Linked DNA regions of Mus musculus: region 1 is linked to region 2. The links are chromatin loops, found by intact Hi-C in ENCODE. Cell type or tissue: left cerebral cortex. All regions are shown on one strand.

Region 1 (8,000 bases), 120 kb after region 2:
TACCCCACAAATAAACCTTTAGTCGGTTCATGCAGAGAAAATAAAAATAAGAAAGTTTTGATGGCGTAAGTGACAACACCTAAAGAATATCTCTCAATGGTCATTTGGTTTTGAGGAATAAACATACCTCCGGCAGGATCTGCTCCAAGCTTGCAATGCATGCTCACTAGAACTTGACTATTCTGATCATGGTCAGAACTGTCTGCATCTCTCTTAAATCCATCAAGAAGAAAATACAGTAAAGTTGCCTTTCATAAGTATAATTCCCACAAGTTTTATCTCCAATCAGAAACTCAACCAAACTTTAATTTCTCATGTACGAGACATTTTTTTAAAAAGTGAAGTTGGAAGAAGCCTTTGTTACGATTCCCAGGGACAGTCTGAAGAATAGGAACAAGTGTTAAATCAAGACATGGAGTAAATGATAATTCTTCACTATCAAGTTTTTTTTTTTCTGTCATCAAGTCACCAACATAATATAATGGGAGACACTATAATTTTCATTCTTTTGATTTGTTTTGTTTTGTTCTGTTTTGGTTTTTTGAGACAGGGTTTCTCTGTATAGCCCTAGCTATCCTGGAACTTGCTCTGTAGAACAGGTTGGCCTAAAACTCAAGAGATTTCACCTGAATCTGCCTCCCCAGTGCTGGGATTAAAGGCATGAAGAGATGCTATCTGTTTGTTTTTCAACAGTTTTTCTCTGCTAATCAGACAGTAAGTACACTGGCTCATGCCACTTCTCTCCAGGGCTAAGGGTTGTATAAGGCTGCTACTAACAGCCCGGGAGGTCTGGGTGTTTCACAGGCTCAAGTCAGTGACCTTAGACTGCTCTATTTTTAATCAGCCATGCTGGGACACCATATTGTTCTCCATATGTTGTTGCAAAATGACATGTTCTAGCCACTGCTGCCTTCTCTGTCACACCCCAACAGTGGCAGGAAAAAAAAAAAGAAAAGAAAAGATAGAACTAGTCAATTAATAAGACCCGATTCATCTATTGATAAGACCCGACTCAGTCAGTTCATTAGTGGTTTCCTGTATGAAGAGAAATAAATGTGTTATACTCAAGACACACTCAAGTATGTAATTCTGCAAAAACATTACTGACTTTTCTTAATGGGAGATAAAGATCTTGGATAATCAAAGATCTCCTAGTATGCTCTCAAGTTTGAAGTAAATGATAATCAAAGCACAGACTCTTGGAGGAGGTGTCTCTATTACAAAAGCACTCAGTTTATGATGGGATTCTTTAGTGTTAGCCAATACAGAACACTACAAAGAAACAAACTCCACATGCATCATGTCAAAAGGATACCTAGCATAAGCTGTATCTTTGACAACAATCCAGTCTGGCTCAGCTATAGACACTGGCAAGATGCACACCATAGGTTGAATAGCAGAGTGTGTACTTTGAGTTTGATAAAAACCCAAAAATGTAGAGCCTCTCACTCCAGATGTAATTACTCTCTGACTTTTAGAGACCTGGGTCTGAATGGTTAAAGTTACATCTGTCAGGACCATAGAAGGAAGAAACAAAGTAGTTACCCTCCACAAAGTCAGCGGCATCCCGCACACGGGGAACAAAGAGTCATTACTCACTTCCTAGACAGTCCATTAAATGTCATCTACTCTCATCGATGGCCTCTCACACACACACACACACACACACACACACACACACACACACGGGTCGTCACTACTGGTAGTTGAAGACTGCTTGCTGATCCTTTTGTATAAATTCTTAAAGTCATTAGATTATGCTAGGAAGAAAAATATTTCTGAGAAAAAGAAAACTGAACCTTCAGTCTGATATTACATCAGTGGAATGTGTGCGCGCGTGTAAGACAAAGAAAGCCAAGCACAAACCAAGCTATCTTCAATATTTTCCAACCTACTGAAGAGCCCAGAAGCAGACCGAGAGAGAATTCTGAGGAAATGTAGCATTCACATATGGTTCATGAGCTGCCTTGATTTTTGTTCTACAAAATTGACAACTAGATATTTCCTTTAAAGTGGGTACCCAAAAGTGAATCCAGACAGATTTCATTGGGTGTCATCCAGCAACTATGTATGGAGCCCCCCCCCCCCAAACTGTGCCTGCACAGGCAACAGCCTGCTATTATCCCTAAAAGTCAGCTTGTCTTTGCAGAAATGGCAAGGTTAGACTCGAGTTCCTATTTTCTGTAGGTAAATACTTGCAGCCTTCAAACACACCAGCTTTGTCACAGTGAGACTAGGCGCTGGATCAATGACATATCCGCACTGGAATCCAATCCTTTTAAAATAGAGGCTGTCCCTTTGTGCGAGTCAATTTCAGCATGGCAACAGCTGACTTACTTCATAATCAACAACACTGCCCATTGAAAACTACACCTTCCTTAGCACAAAACATACTTTTTTAGTTCCCAGGAAGCTTAGCTGCTATTTCAGGCAACAAAAGACACAAAAGATACATTCTGACATTCTCAATAATGGATTTAGGCAAACCAACAGTAAACAAGATAGCAGCAGCCTGAGCAACAGCCAAGGTGAGCTGGAGGCAGGGAAGGGAGGTTAGAGTAGAAATGGATATTTGTGATCTAAGAAATCAGCCTTCGCTGATGAATGGAGGTGGGAGGAGGAAAGAGGAAGGCGATTTTTTTTTCAGTTAAAAGAAAGAAGTGTGCGGTGCTGATTTTGTTTCACGAGTAAGTGTTGAATGCACAGCAGGCAAGATCTAGTTCTGTGACTTAAGGCTGACTCAGTGAGAGTAGCACAAGTTTGTGTGCAGTTACAATGGCGAGATCTAACCAAATCGAGGACTCATACCAAAAATTATGAGACAATTCTTTTAACGTTTCAAGTGTCTTCCGGTACCAGCAAGACGCTTATGATTAGTCACGGGGTCCTACTATCGATTCAAATGACTATTTCGAGGGGCACCGGTCCTGTTCTGCCCTCTTTTAAAGAAACCAGTAGCGATCCGGAGTGCTGTCGTCACCTATTTCCCAGGACCCAGGGCCTAAAACTCCGTGTCACGGATGGAAGCCAGGGAGCAAGCTAAAGCCAAAGGTCCGAGCAAATTCTTCTGCAGCGCGGCCCGCGTGCGTGCAAGAGTGGAAGGGCTGGAAGTGTGTGCGCTCCTCCTCCCTCCGGGCCGCGCGTCCCCATCGTTCCAGGCTGTCAGGTGGGTGGCGGCGAGCCTCGGAGGAGAAGCCCAATCTGGAAGCGCCTAGTGCCGGCTCGGAGGGAGCCGGCCGAGCCCTCGGCGCAGCGGTTCCCCGCGGCCAGCCTCCGCTCACCTTTGTTCGCCGACCCTCTCTAGGAGGAGGAAGCCGGGAAAGGAGGAGCGCGGGCGGTGACCAAGCGCCCTGCCGCCCCTTCGTGGCGCCCCGGAGGAAATCCGCGGTCGAGTTGGACCCTCTCTAGCTCCCTAGAAGTCAGCCTGGCCGAGGGATCGGGACCCCACAGAGAACACAAAGGTTGGGAGGTGTGAGCCCAAGCGCGGGGGCGTGCGCCACGGAGCAGGCGAGTGTGCACGCGTGTGCGTGTGTGCGGGAGAGCAGGCACTTCGGCCCTTCTTACCTCTCGAAGATGAGCCGCACCATGAAGATGCAGAAGGCCAAGGGGAAGGCAAGGTAGAGGTCCTCCGCCTGCGGAAAGGTGGCTTCCTCCGTGTTCTTCAGGTCTGCCCAGGTGACATTGTGCGGAAGCCAAAACCGCTCGTTCCAGAACCAGGCTAAGATCCCTGCCATCTTGCTTTGTCCACTCCGGTGTCGCTGCTCCCGCGCTCCTCCGAGCTCTCTGCAGCTCAGGGCACTGGGGATGCGCGCTGGGTTGGCCGGGAGCCTTTGCCGCTGCCGCTCCGCCTGCCGCCGCCTCCTCTGTGGCCGCTGCACTCTCAGGCTCCGCGATCCGCTCCACTCCTCCCTCTGGCCGCGCTGGGAAAAGGGCCGCCTCGCCTGTCACGTGGCAGCCTGGCCGCACGCCCTGATTGGCTAGTGTTCCCGTCAAGCACCGAGGCACACGCGGCCGGCTCGCCCACGCCCTGGGAGCTGCGGGCCGCGCTCTGGCTCTGGACCCGCACCTGGAGCGCGTCCCGCACCTCTGTCCCAGCCCCAAGTTGGGTCGCACCTGGTTAGAACGCCAGCTCCTGCCCCACTGGAGTGTCTGCGCTCTTGTCCTCTTCCTGAGCGCAGGGAGGCGAAAAGGAGCCTGGCAGGGGCCGAGCTTCCAGAGAGAGCCCTGCGCTGAAAAAGAACCCCAGAAGAAGAAGTAGGGGGCGCAAAGGCGAAGGAGGAAGGAGTGGGAGGGGAAGGATCATCCTCTCCAGTGCTAAAAGAAAATCAGGAACTGGGGCTGGATGATTTGGCAAGAGACTTCTGCCTCCGACCCGCACCTCACCCCCCTCCTTGACCTTCCTGGCACGTTTTACACTACTGCTTCCCCTTGAGCTGGGTCCCCCAAGGAACAAGGCTCCTAATTTTGATTTATGAAGTAGCACAAGAAATTAGGCATTTATGATTGATTAATGAATTGCTTGATGATGGTGTCTAATGGTGATAGCAGCTAGTAACGGCAGCATTATGGGGAACTGCGCCAGTAACCTCTGAAAATACTGTGGGAACCACATTTTGACTTGGTAGATAATGGGGGCAGGAGTATTTATTCCTCCTCTCCCTGCCTTTAAACCAAACTCTCAAGGCCTCCTGATTCTCACCTCCTGTTCTTTATTGAACTTCCATTCATGCCTTCCCCACCCAATGAAGTCACTCAAGGTCAGCTGTGATTGCAAAGGTCAGTTCCTGCCTTAATTCAGGCTGTTTGTTTTGACATATGGCTCAATCAATGAAAATGCGTTCCTCATACTTGCAGAGGCAAAGTCCAAAGCCAAAGTTCTAGGCAATCTAAGGGGTGGCAAAGACACCCTTCCTGGACTCTTCCTGACAGGTGATTGTCTTCGCAGAGAATTTCTTGTTGCAGAGACAGAGAGACTGCACCCGTGTGTCATCTGACTAGGGCTCCAACCAAGGTTTCATCCTCATAAGTTAATTACATCCCAAGATTTCATTCTCATAAACTAATTACATCCCAAGGGCTTAGCCTCCAAATGCCAGTGCACTGAATTTGGGGAGAACACATTCAGTCCCTAGCAGTTCTCTTTGGATGGTCGATGACTACTCTCTCCTCCAGACCTGTCCTTCCTGTGGTCACGGCTCAGTCCAAAAGGAAGCAGCCACTTTCCTCTTGCTTGCATACTTCCTTTCTAACATCACAAATTCATCCAAGTCATTTTATAAACCATTACCTTACACCCTCCACTACCTGTTTGGCTACCAGCTGATCTAAACTGCCGTACCATTTCACATCTGAGCAGTCCCCATCACCACTCAAACCCCAGTTCTGCCTGTGTCCCATTACTGTCCTCTCTTGGCCATAGTGCTCAGGTTGAAATGTTTGTCCCACAATTCCAGTACTTAAACCTGCTTTAGCTCTGTTCTCCCCCAAGCAGAAGTCAAAGCCATTATGTCTTAAGACATTTGGTTCCTTATTATCTCTCTGATCTCGTGTGTTCTCTTCCCTCGGGGCTCCCTGCTCTTTACAAAACATACCTACCGTACCCACACAGTCTTTGTGTGTGTGTTTTCCTCTGTCCTTGAAACATCGTTCCTAAAATATCCTTTTTCTCTTCCCTTCATTTTACTCTGGATAGGGCCTTCCCTTTATCATTCAAGTTAATGTACAATTATTCCTCCCCAAAGCCATCACCACCATTAACACAACATACACCATTATTGGCACTTTGTCTCTAAAATGTAAGCCTCAAAAACTTTAAAAATATATATATACACATATATGTGTATGTATGTGTATATATACATGTATATGTGTATGTGTGTATATATGTGTGTAAATATATGTATATATACATATATACATATATATACATACACACACACATACACACACACACACACACACACGCATATATATATCAGCCAAGTGTGATCAGCACACGCCTTTAATCCCAGCACTCAGGAGGCAGGCAGATGAGTGTGTTTGAGGCCAGCCTGGTCTATAGATCAATGAGTTCCGGCTCAGCCAGATCTGCACAGAGAAACCCTGTCCTAAAAACAAAAACACAAAACAAAACTAAACAACAAAACAAACCAAAGAAACCCATATGTGTGTGTAGGGGATATAGATATATATATTTCATATATGTGGTATATATATACAACCATATCTATTTTATTAAACAGTGTAGCTTCAAATGTTAAAGAGCATTGCCTAGTACATAGTTAACAGGTTGAAAGTTTTGTCACACAATTCCAGTTTTTAAACCTGCTTCATCCCTGTTCTTCTGTACCTGGTACATAAACTGTTGACTTAATGAGTCAACATTACTCCTAAAATCATCGTCCCCAAAAGGAAACACTCTAGGTGGAGAGACCATTTGAGTAACTAAGTTCAGTGTCCCATGTTAGGTTCTTGGGAAGCACAAAGTTCATTTCTGGGTAGCAGAAAGGAGATGTCATGGACATGAATCTTCTTTGGAGAGGAGAGGTCACCGTCCCCAGGTCAGAACATGGGTAAGCAGCTTTGTAACTTGCCCCTTTTCCTGTTTCTCTGAAACTGCATTTCTACAGAGGAGAAAGCGATAAGAGGACAAAAGGCAAGGCTTCTCCCTCACCTGGCACCATTCTCGCTTTAGGGATACAGTAGGATTTAAAGAATATTATAGAAGATGGATTTTTGTCAGGCCATTCTAGAAGGAGGATTTACGACCTGTCAGAATCTTGGATAAGTTGTTTGGGTTCTAAAGGCATGCATGTGTCCTCCTGGGTGTGGTGCCTAAGGATGGCACCTGTCTTACCTCACTATCCTGAAGCTAGCAGGAGATTAGATATGGAAAAGAGCCTGTGGAAATTCTTCCCCTCCATGCCCACAAATTGGAAAGCACACACCTCGTTTGCACGTCCACCATATCTGTCTGGAGCAGTGGCTCCATCATACCACCCCTTACCCAAATAATTAGTGTGAAAATACAAGGGAACGAGCCATCATTTCTTATCTGACCATGTTAATCCACGGCTAGGCTCAGATAGTAGTGAAGGTCCTTCTTCAGATAATAGAGGTTTGGTCAGCAGCTTATTTTGTAAACACTTGGATTCAAGGATTTTTAAACTCAGAGAATACCGCCCCCCATACTTCATTGTAAAGCTGGGAAAAGTAAGAGCTAGTTTGCTACAGAAAGCATAAGTCAGACCCAAAGAGTTATGTAAAAATCAAAGACACAGAGAGCTCCGCCTGCTTTTAGCTTCAGGCCATACGTGGTTCATGAGTGCTATTTGCCTTCTCATCTTGAAATTCCAAGAATCAGTTTAACTTTGTGGGAGCTTTCCCTATCTGGTTATATTATTGTTACTTTAATTAGGACTCCAAGAGTCCTGATGTCCAAGGCATTACTCTGAGAGCACATATCAAGCTCTTAGACTCAAAGGACAGTTTGTCACAGGAGAGACAGCCATTTCCAAGGATGCCAGCTCACACCTGCACAATAAGGACTTCTACTTGTTGCTGTAGGGAAGCAAACAAGTGTATCGCTCAATGAGAGAATGAATGGCTGATAAGCAGAAGCAACAAGAAAAAGAAAAGCTAGAAAAAGTAACCTTTGTTGAGGGACATGAGTATACATTGTCTGCACTACAGTTGGGAAACAGCCCTGTAATCTGAATATGAAGGAGAATATGAGAATACACTTGGTTTTCCAGGCAACCGGAAACCATCAATAAAGTTAAGTCAGTTTTTCATCTTTGGGTGCACCTCCACACCTTAGTTCCACTTACATTAGAGTTCACATACAAGGGATTTCTATGTCTTGGGAGCAAGAGAACAGCCAGAAGTTTCCATGATCTTCTGCTATGAATTTGTGTGTCACAAGACTGTAATACTTATTCTATAAACACATGCACGCACACACACACACACACACACACACACTAACACACACACAGATC
Region 2 (8,000 bases):
GTCTTCCATGTCCAGGAGGGCATGAGAATGAAGGGAAATGAGAGGCAGGCTTGTGTGGCTAGGAAATGAGAGAGAAGCACCAGTGTACCTCTGAGTATTTCTCTTCGTCTCAAACAAGCAGCCTGGTTCTCATTTTTCCATTTTTCTACACAGTGACTTCTCACCCAATTTGCTCAGTCTTGCAGAGTCCCTGTTTCCCTACATGTTGAAAAGGAGAAGGGAAGTAGAAAGAAATACGCAGAGAAGGAGGAAGTCTCTCTAATTCCTGATTCTGTACCAGAGAGGTGCTGTGATTTGGAATTTAATAGTGCTTACAAAGAAGCCTTGGAAATTACAGCGCTTTACAAATGTCAAGTGCCTCTGTTACAACCTGCACACTTCAATCTCCGTGACCTCTTCAGGCCCGGGTTTCTCTTGTTTCTGAGGCAGCAAAGAATCTCAAGGGAAGTAGATTATCATGACCAGGTCCCAGTGAAAGTCTTCTCCACACATCTCCTCTCCCCAAGCCTAATGGATTCTCCCCACAAAAGATCCAGCTTGTGTATAACTGTTCAATGTCATGAGTGTGGCACTTAATATAACTTTACAGGGAAATTAAAGGCTATTGCTCTATTGGGGAACATAAGATTGATAAGAATCTTGCAGAGATGGTCATGAGTTCTTTCTTTAGTGGCTGAGAAATTAAGAGCTGTGTTTTTCATTGATCCTATAGCTGTATTGTCTGTGATTCTCAGAATGCCACAGATTATCTATATAGTTTACAGATATAAAGGGGCATCATCAGCCCATTAAAATTCCCCATTCTTTTTAATAAACCACTTGACTTTGCCAGGTTTCAGCTACAAAAGGAATGAATTTCGGATGAGAAAAAAAAAAGTACATTTCTAGTACAGATGGAGGGAGAAAAAAGAAGACCCTTTGTTAATCACTATACTATGAGTAGCTGGGGGTTTCTTTCTTCCTTTCCAAAAGGAAGAGTTTGTCATGCACTCAAGTTCTTACACAGTCTCTTATTGACAATGTTCTCTCTTGGGTGCTTTATTTTTGAACAAAGAAGTATTCTCTTAATGAAGCCACTTGACCTCCTCAATCAATGTTAGTTTGTGATGCTTAGAAAGGTCAGCTGATGCCATCAGCTCTTTTAAGAAAGCAGAGGCATTTAACAAAAAAGCAAACAAAAGGCTTGACTATTCTAGCATCATGACCGTGTAACTGTTCATATCAGACATGATTACAAACAGCCTCTTAAGATCTCTTTTAGTAAGGAATGCAGTAAGGGAGAGTTTTAGAGATTGCCAGTATACATCTATTGGAAGAAACAAAAATAAAATGCACTAAAGAGGTAAAGGATGGCTGGGCACGGGATAAACTTTAGAGCAGTGCTTCTCCATCTGTGGGTCATGACCCCTTTGGGGGTTGGAAGATACTTTCACAGGGGTCACCTAAGATCCTCAGAAAACACAGATATTTGCATTATGATTTATAACACTAGCAAAATGACAGTTAGGAAGTAGCAACAAAACAATTTTATGGTTGGGCATCAGCACAACATGAGGAACTGTGTTAAAGGATCACAGGAATTAGGAAGGATTAGGGAGGTTGAGAACCACTGAGTTAGAGGAACAACTTCAAAAGTAGATGCCAAACACAACTGCAATGGGGGTAAAAAGAACAAAGTCTGCTGGTTTCTTCTGGATGTTATGAAGTGACTCCACTGCAGTCAAAGACAGACGCCAATGAGGAATGTGAACATGTTACTTCGTGGCAGTAAATGAGTAAGCATTCCTATATAAGCCTTCAATTAATGTAATTAACACACAATTGATATTGTTTCATCTTCTAAAGTGGGCACATAAGGGCTGGGGATGTAGTTCAGTTGGTAGAGTGCTTGCCTAAAAAGCAGAAGGCCCTGGGCTCAATCCTTAGCACTGCATAAACCAGCCAGGATGATGCAAGCCTACGATCCCAGCCCTCAGGAAGTAAAGCAGGAGGCTAATTTCAAAATCATAGTCAACGACAAAGCAAGTTTGAAGCCAATCTGGGTTACATGCAACCTTGTCTCCAGAACTCCCAAGGGCTGGTCCCAGAATGTCTTTATATAGGAAGGCATCCTGTCACCTGGCTTTGGTATGTGGCAGTTGAGAAAGTCTAAGCTTAGTTAGCAATGGTATGAAAGTGAGTCAGAGATATGTCAGACATTGCCTCAGTGCTCAACCACTAGAATTCCAGAATTAGGAAGGAGACGAGAAAAACCTTGCATTCCCAAGGGACCAAGACATCTACTTAGTACTTTTGCTATGATAAAAGAATCTCACACTCATGTTTTCTTCAGAGCAAACAGATGATTATACTAACTTCATAACCCATGTTTTCAATTTAAAATTGTGTGGGCTAACAAAGGAGCAGGGCCCTAAAACAGTATTTCCGTGCTTGCAGGCAAGGAACCGAGCCTTTGGAGTATTTGAGCAGTCTCTCTTGTAACACCATTTTCCCTCCAAAGCTGTTCTGCCAGGCTATCCTTTCATAGTCACGTGAACAGAACATTCTGGAAATAGGTCAGGAAGTCAAGTTTAAAAAAAAAAAAAAGACCCATGACAACAGACTGCTTCCACTTAACCTATTCTATACCCTCTAAGGGGAGAGACTCATGAGTCCCCCACAGGCCTCCCTGAGGGACTACAGGAAGTGAATGGTCACTGGGGGAGAATTTGTCACTTTCTTCAGTGGTGTGGCTTCTGATGAATTGTTCATGCTTGGGGAAGTAACTTGCTACCCATGCTCACAGTGGGTTCTACATACAAAAGCAACATGGTAGTAAAAGACAGACCCTTTGGGAAAAAGAATGGTTCCAGTGGGAGGGAGAATGGGGGAGAGAGGGAAATGGGAGGAAGGTGAAAGGGCTAAAATTCATTATACACACATAGGAGACTATCAACAAATACGAAAAGGTAAACATCTTTTAAAAGAAACAACGCAATCATTCGAAGGCAAATAGTGTTGGCATTTGTATCTTAATGAGCAGCTGATTGACATTAATGTTTCCCAAAGTGTCTCAGCGCTCAGCCTAGTGCTGGTCTAAAGTTTCCCTAGCAGGAACCACATGAGAAGAAAGTGTGGGCCATAACCCAAACTAACACAAAAGCCCCTCTCTATACCCTGCACATACTCTCCCAAGTATCTCAGACTCTGCCCGTCAGGAGCAGGGCAGGGAATTACCAAAGCATTGCATGCAAACCATCAGCTGCTCGTCTCTCCTGGGATGCTGTTCCTGGTGTGAGCCCAAGCTCGGGTTCTGCAAACCTCCCTAAAAGCAAGGTGGAATGGCTTGCTAGTGACAGAGCTTCCCTCTCTACAGGACAGGGCATTAAGCTCCAGCAAAGGTAGCAGTCATTTGCATCCATCAGCTTCACTAAACCTAAGAGTCAGCTGCACTTGCATCCCCAGAGCCCCCAGACAGCACGAGGCAGCTCTCTAGGTCTCATCGGAAGGCGATACATTCCTTAGGCCCACTGTCAATCAGTCCACAAAATCTCATGCAATTTACAGAGCGTAGCAGCTTAGCTGGCGAAAAGACAAACATTTCAATGTGTAAAACGAAGGAAGAGAAATTGTAAATAGTGGGTAGTAGCTAAAATAAACAGCGCTTGTTAGGAGACCTACGAGAGTTCAGAGAGGAACTTTTGAAGAAATCCACATGAGAAGAAATAGCAGCGTAACCATGGTGATACCAGGACATGGGTTGAGCTTTGAAGCTGGGATATAGGACTGACATAAAGAAGAAAAGGAGAACAGTGGAGTTGAGAAGCTGAAGCAGAAACAGGCAGGGGAATGCAGAAGAGCGCAGGGGCCCGTCCACATTGCACTGTGAGGTTAGAGACCAGAGAGCACATGAATCTAGACTTGGGGTAGCTGTTGGGAGTGTGAAGGACATCAGATCATTGGAGGACCAGAATGGTGTGTGGGTAGGAAAGGGTTAAACAGGAAATACACAGAGGATATAAATGCTTATTATGATGTCTCAGTTTTCCACATGAGAACACTAGCATGCTCCCTCCTCCACTGTATTTCCAGGAGGTAGCATTTTGTCACAAAATGATAAACAGAACCACAACTCCATGCCACATTCTACGGCACACGGCTTTCATCCATGTTCCACTCTGAGTGTGTACTGTTCTCTCTGTCTTGTGAAAAAGCAACACTGTGAGTCAGACATGCGAAGTGCCTTGCCTGGGCTCACAGAGGAACTGAGTGATGGCGTCCGGATCTACACTCTGGTCTCTATGCTTCAGTGTGAGGTCTGAGAACATAAGCTTCACGGAGACGGAACACACTCTCTGTTCACTGCAGCGCCCACAGGAAGAAGACAGGCCTGGCGCAGAACAGACTATAGGCTCTTTTTAAATGAATGAATGAATGAATGAATGAATCTTATTATTCATCTTGTCGTCCTACCTAGTACTAGTTGATGAATGACTCACCAAATACCTCAAGCAAGCATCGAATGATTTACATAAGATGTTTAACAATAAAAGATTCAGGAAATCTTTATAAATACTACCTTAAAATAACTTTTCTAAGTACAATGGCAGTGTATGAACAAAGCATCCTTTTTCATTCTTAAGGGGGACTATTCAGGATGTTATGTGTAGCTAAAATGAAAGAATCATACACTAACATAAGCCCAGGGGCATGGGATCTTACAGGATTTTAAAGAGTTCTGAAGTAAAATAAAAATAGCACAGAGCAGTAGCGGGTGAGCATGATGAAGAGACATCTCTTCATCGAACGTGCTTGGAGTCTTACCGATCCAAGCACTTGCTGCCAAACAGACTAACACCGGGCTGAGGGTAATGACGGAGGCTACGGCAGAGGATTAGATAGGAATTCAATGATCCAGTGGATATTCTGAGCAAAATTTTGAATACATGCACACACACACACATATAATCAGTGTAGAAAAAATTTTATGAGGTTCTAAATGAAAATTTTGGAGAAAATATTCTATAAAGTTTTATATATGGTATCCTTTTATAAGATTATAATTTTTATTTTCATCTAAAAGGCTTATAATCTACTTCGGAGGTTGATATTCTTCACATGTGAGGAAAATGGGAGCATACTCCCAATGAAAAAAAATTTTTCTTTTCAAATGATAAAGGACTTGTAAAGCTCAGAGAAGAAGTTCAGTTAATTTAGTAGTGATTGACTAAATAAAAATGCTTTCTGCATATCATGTCTGTTTTTAACTTTTAAAACACAGGATTGTTGACAAACGGACAGGAAAAAAAAAGTTGTGCTGTCATGTCTTGCTTATTTGCATAAACATACGGAAGAAACACATTTCTGTCACCCTCTGTTGTCCTTTGACTCTTCTGTAGCTTTTATTCTTCTATTAGCTTTAATACCTTACTTCTTCATCCTCGCACTGAATAGACAAGCCTGAACTTCACTCAGTGGGGCTTGTAAGAACACGATTGGATGATGAAAGGAGAGAGTACAAGGGAATAGATGCCTCAGGTGATAAATGCTCACCTCCTACCCTTGAGTTCGCTCTGCAGAACTCAGAAAACAACGGCTGGACATGGTGGTATGCAGTTAACACACTAGAGCTAGGCAGATCCCTGGAGCTAACTGGGCTGCCCACCCAGTCTCCTTGGTGAGTTCTAGGCCAATGAGAGATGCTGTTTTAAAAACAGGGGGCAGTGGGTAACCTTACATGGCTGCTATGATCTTTGAGGTGAGGGAGTATCTTGGATATTCTTGGTGGGCCCAATATAATCACAGGGGTCACTGAAGAGAAGGCAGGAAGGCCAGAAAGTTGGAGTCAGGAGAGGAGAGGGGAGGGGGGGAGGAGGGAGAGGGGAGGGGGAGGGGAGGGAGAGGGGAGGGGGAAGAGGAGGGGGAGGGGGAAGGGAGGGGAGGGGAGAGGAGAGGAGAAATAGACCCAAAGGTTTTAGAGAGGAGAGGAGAAATAGACCCAAAGGTTTTAGACATCTCAGTAGTTGCCTAAATGTGGGCCTTAGCAGAAGAGTATCAATAAAGCCCCAGTACAGGGGAACGCCAGGGCCAAAAAGGGGGAGTGGGTGGGTAGGGGAGGGGGGGTGGGTGGGTATGGGGGACTTTTGGTATAGCATTGGAAATGTAAATGAGCTATATACCTAATAAAAAATGGAAAAAAAAGAAAACAATGATTAAAAAAAAAAAAAAAAAAACAAGGAGTGCTGGCAGCCTATAGCAGCTAGAACCCTCTGGCCACAGAAGCAGTGTAACCCACGGACACCCTGAGCTTATCCCAGTGAAAGCAGACCTTCTGGCTTTCAGAACAATAAGATAATAGATAGGGATTGACTTACACTACTCTCTCTTCATTTGCTAAAGCCTCAATAGGAACAAGTACACATGATACCCCAAGTTTCCTGAAGCTGTTCAAGAAACACATTTTTGTCATAATACCCTTCTACTCCTAGTAGCACAAAGCTAAGGAGCATCTACTCCACTCTGCTTTAAAAAAAAAAAAAAAGAAGGGGTCATGAACAAAGAACTCTAGCATGCCTGAAATGCCTCCACCCTACTGTAGCCAACATTTCACCTGCAACGTTTCTGCAGACACCAGCCTCAAACCACACTTTCATGCTGCACGCTGCAATCAGGCTGACCGTGAAGTGTCACGCCATCAAATCCTGCTCCCACGCTCTACCACAAACACTGCATCCTGATTAAGCTTCTGTTACAAGATTCAGAGCTCTACGCAGCTTGGTCGGCTTTCTAACCAGTTCTCTCTTCCCCATGTCTGAACTCCACCCAACAACAGGCTTTCTCACACTGTCCTGATGGAGGGCCTCTCTGCCCTCTGTGCTCTGACCTCGGCAGTAATATACTCCCTACCTATGTTCCGCATTCTGCTGGTGAGAACATTTCTTTCCTGGCCTATCTGAAGTGACACTTCCTCCACCACATCCCCCTCGTACTAACACTGTTCGTTTGAGGGCCATGGCCTTTGTAAAGCTAGAACCCAATAAAATACTCAGTGGTAACTTAGGACATCGATTTTATTCTCGTATCTTCCCCCTCCTGAATCGAAACTTACCAGAACTGCCATATATTTTGTGACACCTAGTTTAAGGCCGTCAAGAACTGGTAGCTTTCCTTTTGTAAGTTTTAATACCTTAATCTTGATATTTTCTCATCGGATACCCTTCTTTCAACATTTAAATCCCAGCCTTAGGGCCTCTGTGTGCAGAACCTGTTTGTTCATAAAGTATGTTTATTTCTCCACCCACGGCAGCCTTGTCTAAAAGCTCCAGGGGACTGCCACTCCTTTGTTGTAACTTTCATCATTCACGCATTCCAAACTTGCAAAAGGTCTCTAGAATCTGCTCTCATCCATCTTTGTAACGATGAAATTAAACCAGGGGACGCCGTTTCCAGGGAAAGCAAATCTTTGACTGAGGACACTTTAATAGCTTGTAGTTAAAATGATACTATTTAAGCGTCAGCTGGGAAAGGTCTACTGTGGAAACCACATTTTTCTCAATGAATGTTTTGGCAAATTAATAACACTGCCCATGAGGTGTGATAACTGCCGGTTTCACGGGCCTTCACCAGAGCCCACCAAGGGTAAGATGCTTGCACGACTGTATGGCTAAACTCTCATGTTAAGAGGTGGCCACTAGCATGCAGCAGCCACGTCCAGAAAGCAGCAAGAGGCATCCAGGGGGGAGCGTGGATGATCAGGATCATCACTCGATCATGATCGCTCCTCATGGTTATACACGTCCCTTGTTTGGGGATAAGTTTCTCAGATTCTCTAAGTCTTGATTTCCATGCCTCGAACACGAGGACCAAGTGAGGCATTATGAAAATTAGAAACAAAAAAATTAATGGATATAGGAAGCTTAATCTAGCATCCACTACTAACACGAAACTTTCAAATACAGTCAAGCAGAGTATATGCACTGAGACTCCAGAACTGTGGTAAAAATGGTAGAATCTTACACCGA

What was found. Peaks named below come from ENCODE experiments on the same cell type or tissue, not always from the same donor. Only the 100,000 strongest peaks of a DNase experiment are listed, where the experiment ranks them.
Region 1: a loop joins it to region 2, with 4 times the contacts of the local background. A loop is called at or near these places in 2 of 42 quality-filtered maps.

Annotation. Positions count from the first base shown.
Region 1 is chr2:68,857,370-68,865,369 of GRCm38, reverse strand. Cers6 (ceramide synthase 6) reads right to left here and starts at 3,929. Exons shown (of 10, transcript NM_172856.4): 1 at 3,565-3,929. The coding sequence starts at 3,734. In left cerebral cortex, a CTCF peak has its summit at 3,921; DNase peaks (open chromatin) are centred at 3,114, 3,508, 3,940, 4,236 and 1 more place; H3K4me3 peaks cover 2,792 bases; H3K27ac peaks cover 1,510 bases.
Region 2 is chr2:68,977,698-68,985,697 of GRCm38, reverse strand. All of the region lies in intron 3 of Cers6 (ceramide synthase 6), which reads right to left. Among named protein-coding and RNA genes, the nearest start is that of Gm52515, 13 kb to the right of the region's middle. In left cerebral cortex, no CTCF peak of the experiment used is centred here; DNase peaks (open chromatin) are centred at 2,097, 3,770, 4,170 and 6,702; H3K27ac peaks cover 542 bases.